Linked DNA regions of Homo sapiens: region 1 is linked to region 2. The links are chromatin contacts, found by Hi-C or POLR2A ChIA-PET in ENCODE. All regions are on one chromosome and are shown on one strand. The core of a region is the stretch at or near the end of the contact, and the rest is flanking DNA. Distances in the headings are between cores, read along the strand shown. Region 1 overlaps CP (ceruloplasmin). Region 2 holds the start of GYG1 (glycogenin 1).

Region 1 (2,848 bases), core at 308-2,807, 190 kb before region 2:
CAGCTAGAACACAGCTCAAATGGCATCTACCACACCATATGTGGCTGGATGTTCCCATGCCTGTCTCTAGCACATGTGGTTCTAAGGGCCAGAGGCTGCCACTTGGAACTCTAAATTCCCCCTATCTAGTACAGTATCTGGCATATATTAGGAGATCATCAAATGTTTCTTTAATAAACATAGAGTAAAATCTTGAACAGATTATATACATAGGTGAGCATTTTCTTTAATAAGAACCATATTTTTCTTCTATTAGTTGTAAAGTTGGCTTCCAGGAAAATACTATTTCTCAATAACTTAGCAGGGTGTAGCAAGGGTGCTATTTTAGGTAGAGAGGTCAGGAGGGCTTCCTTGAGGAGGTGGCATTGCTGAAAACACCTAAAGTTTGAGAAGTAATGAAATTCAGGTAATTGTGCACGAATTGATTCTAGGCCCCGAAGACAGGAGCAATGCCTGGTGTGTGTGAGCAGCAGCAAGGCAGCCAGAGGCTAAAGAAAAGCACACAAGGGACAGAATGCTAGAGATGAGATCCAGGGAGAGCAGGGGCCAGATGGAGTAGGGAGGACCTCAGACTCGAGATTTAAGACTGATGTTCTGATGGACACCTTTTAAGGGGCTGTTGGTGATGTGTGGTTAAGTGACCCTAAGGGGGCAAGGACAGAATCTGGGGTCAGTTAAGGACCACTGCAATAATCTGGGTAAAATCATCATCATCATCATCATCATCGAGATTTGGAATATGGTGGAAGCGGCTGAAGTGGTGAGATGTTATCATATTCTGGTTCCATTTTAAAGGTGGTACTAAAAGGACCTGCTGGAAAATGGGCACTAGGGAGTGTTAGGGAAGAGAGGAGTCAAGCATGACCCCAAGGTTTTGGGCACTGACCACTGGTGGAAGAGCAGGTTGTAAAGGGGTGTGGAAAAGAGAAGAAAATGTTATTTTGCAGCTTATGAGAATAAGTAAAAGCAGAGATGGCCAGACAGTAATATGTGCAGGTGGTGAATCAATACTTTATATTCTAGTGAAATTTTCTGCTTAGAAAAAGGGTGAGGACATAGGAACAGCTCAGACTGAGGCTTGAAGAAAAAGTAAGACGTCTACCACATCACTTGAGACCATCTCTGTTGTCTTGCTTGATTCTCTAGTGAATGTCTGTTGGACTCTGGCAGGTTAGTGTGATAGCATGAATATGTAATGGTGTGGTCTAAATAAATGGGATGGAAAATGAGTGTGGCTGGGATTGGTGAGTGGGCATGGCCAAAAGTTGAGGCCTGTGAGCAGTTGCACAGGAAGCCCTGAGGTGAATGGAAACGCAGATCAGACTGGAGAAAAGCCTAGAGCACATGGGAAAAGGGTAAGAGCCTTGGCAAAGCAGGAGGGTGAAGCAACTGGTCGTCTTCAAAATGCCAAGGCCGAGGGTGTGGTTATGTCCTGTATGTGGGAGTAGTGACAAAACAGCACATGGTGTGATAGAATGAGATGGACTGGAGGGGGAGGTAAACATAACTGTGTCAAGTCGGTGACTCATGAGATCAAGAGGTCTAACGGCTCCTCGCCAGGAATCATGAGCTCACTAAGGATGATCATGAGAGAGGACAAGGAAAGGAAGCCAATGCTGAAGCTGAGGGAATTACACAAAATAGTCCAGATACACACATGCAGAGATTACGGGAAAGGTGCCAGCCACTGGGGAAAAATCACTTGGTATCTGAAGAGAAAAAAGTATATTAGGAAAACACACTTCAAGCTAAGAAGAGATTGGTTGCAAAGTTTTTTCAAATTGTAATATTGAAGTACACACCTCCTAGCTTTGTGGTATGGCAAGTGGGTTATAGCTAATTTAAAATTAACCCAAAAAATGACAAAATTTTGTCTTCCAGTTCATCTTAAAACTAAATTCCTGAAAACAATCTTGAGTACCACAATTTTTAAAAACTAATTACACTGACATTTCCAGTTCCTGGGTCCTAGTTATCAAGGCTGTGTGTGTGTGTGTGTGTGTGTGTGTGTGTGTGTGTGTACAATATAAACCAAATACAACCAGATCCATTAACACTTGATGAATTTAGGTGAAACTCTCACTTACGTATGGAAAATCCCAGAAAGATCTGGAGCTGGAACAGAGGATTCTGCTTGTATTCCATGGGCTTATTATTCAACTGTGGATCAAGTTAAGGTAAAATACAAATCATTTGTTTTGTGACACTTCCCAAAATAGACACACAATTGAAGGAAGACAAGGTTAGTGTTTTCCTGTGGTCCAATTCTACGTTAAAATCCTAGGAAAATAAACTGTTTGCAATCTACTTTAGCAACTATGCTGCTACCTATGACACACAAGACAAAAATCTAACATTTCCTAATATGATACAGCTCAAAGGCCTTTCAAGATATTTGGGAAGTTTAGATTTTTGTCTTGTGGGTCACAGGTAGCCACTGAAAAATTGACCAAGAATGGCAGTATATTTGCATTTCAGATCCTTCATTCTGGTGGAATGAAGGAAGGCTTGGAGGGGGAAGAGACTGGAGGTTGGGAGGCCGTTGTAATACGTGAGGCAAATTTCAAGGACCTCTACTGTAAGGAGGGAGAAAAGAAATGGAGTCGGTTATAGATAGGTGGGTGAAGTGCCTGAGTGAGCCGGGGGAAGTAGCTCCTTGATAATTCAGTGTTCTGGCTCAAACAAATGAGTAAATCTGGTATTTGTGGTCCTATTTATTATTACACATTTCATTCATCTATGGATTTTTAGGGACTGCCATAGCGCTTGGCTCACACTCAAGAGTTCATGAGTTTATGGAACAAACCAACACTGTTCATTTGGGATTCTTTTAAAATCACTGCTCATT
Region 2 (2,816 bases), core at 164-2,663:
TCCACCGAGACATGAGAGGAAGTTGTGGGTTGCCTAGTGGGCCAGCGCATCCCTCGGCTGCTGACCTGAGAGCCATCTTCACACATTTTATTAGGCCCTCTCCCACGGCAGGCCAACTACTAAGTTGTAGGAAGACCAGTTCCCCACCCCCGAAGGGCCACCAGCTTCCCAGTCACTCACACTCTAGGAAAGCTCTGAACAGTGGCACCTGTCCCTTGACAGGCCCATCAACATCCGCCTGTACTTGCTTCTATTATCTTCAGCCCATTATAACATGGGTAACATCGCTGTCAATCTGTACCAAAAATACTTAAGCTAGGCAAAATGAATGATCATCTAACTCAAATGAAGTCCAGGTTCCAGGCGATCATGGAGAAAAATGTAATAAGGTGAGCAGGATTCAAGGATTTCTGGAAGCAAGGATATGGATGATTTCCAAGATTAAATAAGGGATAGAACACAGGTTAGAACACCAGACTAGCCAACATTACAAATGACCAAGAAAGACCAATGACAGCTGGGTAGGAGTTTAATCTTCCTAAAGACGGCTGAACTCTGGGTTACACCTGCAATCTTTGTGGCAGTTCAACTGCTGTAATAACCCTGGCTATTAGCCTCAATGACACGGAAGGACCAGCTAACTCGGAGCTTCCCAGTGCTGGGGCTAACTCGTGGAGTGGCCCGGACGCCTCGCAACAAGTGAAGCCAAAGCCGGCGCCCTCCCACCAGACGGGGCTCGCGCCCGGGGACGCTAGTCCGACTCCCGGCTTCCCGCAACCCGGCCCCAAAGGCCTAAAAATAGGCTCAGCGTGGCGGCCGGGGCCGGGGCGGGCGGCGGAGGAGCCGGGCGGAGGCCGCAGTATCCCCGCCTCGGAGCCCCTGCTTCCTGGGGTTCCGGGCCGCCAGAGGCCGGGGCAGCTCCCCACGATGCCGCTGCGCCCCGGACTCCCGCCTGGAACCCCCAGGGGAACCGGCTCCCCACCCCCACACGGCCCCGCCGCAGCTGCTCCGCCCGCCGGCCCTTCGCCGTGAGAGCAAGAGGAAGGACGAGGAGACGGAAGCAGGAACGAGAGCTCCGGCCGAGGGCCCGGGCTCTGCCCGGCTGCCCCATCCCTGCACTCTGGGGGGCGGCGGGGCGGCAGCTGACGCAGGCAGAAACACGCCCGGCTGCGGCCAGCCAGCAACTTTGCGGCGGTTTCGTCCTGCCGGGAACACTCCGGGGCTGAGGGCGGAGGAGAAGGGAGGCGGCGGCTGGGCAGGAAGCCGGGGTCCCGGGGCTGGCGGCGGCGGGCTGCGCGGCGGTACCTGTCATGGTGCTGCCGGGTGCGCAGGCGGCCGGGGCAGCCTCAGGTTGGTGACTCAGAGAAGCCGGCACCGGGAGGGAGCGCGGCCAGCGAGGAGGCACGGCGGGGAACCGAGCGTCTGCCCCGTGCGCTCTTATAGCGGCCGTCACGTGGCCGCGCACGCTCTCGCTGCCGTCCGCATCCTCCCAGCTGCGCGGCCGGCAGGGGCGGTGGCCCGCGGGGCTCCGGGTCCCGCGTCTCCCTCGGCTCCTCCTCCCTCCCTCGGGGCTAGGCTGCCGCTGCGGCTGCGGCTCACCGGCGCCCCTGCTCCTACTTCCCCGGGGCGCCTGCCCTTGTCAACCGCGCGCCCCCTGTCGCCGCTAAACCTGGGAGTTAAGGGGGACTTTGGGGCTGAGTGCGGCATCAAACTCCCCAAGAAGCCAAGGGTTAGGGAACCTTAAAAAACAAGCAAACAAACCCCAGATTACTCTAGTTAAAATCGTGAGTCTGAACTGCTTGAATGAAACGTAAAATTTACGCTTTTTTTGCAGAATTTCGATCAGCCTCTATAATCATTCCTTAGTGTACTCACAATGGTTTTGTACCCTTAACCTAAAAAATATAGTGAATATTTCGTAAATGTTAAATTCTTGGAGCCATCTGCATCAATTAGGCATTTAAGTGCTTCATTTAATCCTTGTACGAACTCAGTGAGGTGTTACATATTCATTTTACAGACGAGGAGGAAACTGAGCTCAGAAAAGTTAAATTAACTTTTCTTTTCTTTTTTTTCTTGTATTTTTAGTAGAGACAGAGTTTCACCATGTTGGCCAGCCTGGTCTGGAACTCCTGGCCTCAAGTGATCTGCCAGCCTTAGCCTCCCAAAGTGCTAACTTTTCTATAGTCATATAATATAAATGGAGAAAGTAGGATTTAAACCCTGGCAGTTTGGTTACAGAATCAACCTTCCCACCCAGAAAGTCTTGGTGCCTCTTGTACACAGGGGCTCCAAAAAGGTTAGTAAATTATTGTAACTGTGGTTAGCCAATGCTAACCTGTTTCACAAATCTTGAAATGGTCAATTTGTCATTTTTCTAGGAAGTTGAGAAATAGCTTTAATGTGATCACATCCTTCTCTGCTCCCCATCCCCAGTCCAAACACAGAACAAGCCTCGGGTAGTTCAGTTCTCTGCAAACTGAAAACTGAAATTGCTCGGTAAATGTTGAATGAGTACTGCAAAGCCATTTGGAAACCAATCAGGAAGTTGACATCAGTTCAAAAAGCAAAACAGATGCTTAAGAATAAGTGATTTATTTGCAAAGGTGGTACTGCTGTCCTCAAACCAGTTATATCACTGTTTCCTCGTGTGTGGGTGTGGATCTCCTACATCAGAATCACTTGGGGGCACTGGTTAAAGCGTAGATTTTTGGGCCTAAGCCCAGACCTCCTGAATCAGAATCTTAAGGGTAGGTTTATTTTGGTGCAAAATAATTTTGAAATCCATGCATTTTTTTTTTATAATATGTATATTC

The links. Hi-C counts contacts between places; a loop is a spot of excess contacts on that map. ChIA-PET counts read pairs that join two places held with the same protein, here RNA polymerase II (POLR2A). Pooled maps may share reads with other maps.
Region 1: a pooled map shows a loop between it and region 2 (3-fold over the local background). The contact joins the enhancer-like site here to the promoter of GYG1 in region 2. A Hi-C loop is called at or near these places in 3 of 50 pooled maps. POLR2A ChIA-PET finds 5 or more read pairs at or near these places in 3 of 52 experiments (Caco-2, H1 and T-cell).

Annotation. Positions count from the first base shown.
Region 1 is chr3:149,178,885-149,181,732 of GRCh38, reverse strand. CP (ceruloplasmin) reads left to right here. Exons shown (of 19, transcript NM_000096.4): 15 at 2,071-2,177. Among named protein-coding and RNA genes, the nearest start is that of CP, 42 kb to the left of the region's middle. Within about 2 kb of position 1,557, at least 16 of the 41 ENCODE cell types and tissues checked have a DNase peak (open chromatin) inside an H3K27ac peak, as active enhancers do.
Region 2 is chr3:148,990,137-148,992,952 of GRCh38, reverse strand. GYG1 (glycogenin 1) reads right to left here and starts at 1,413. Exons shown (of 8, transcript NM_004130.4): 1 at 1,306-1,413. The coding sequence starts at 1,312. RefSeq lists silencers at 397-691, 725-1,774.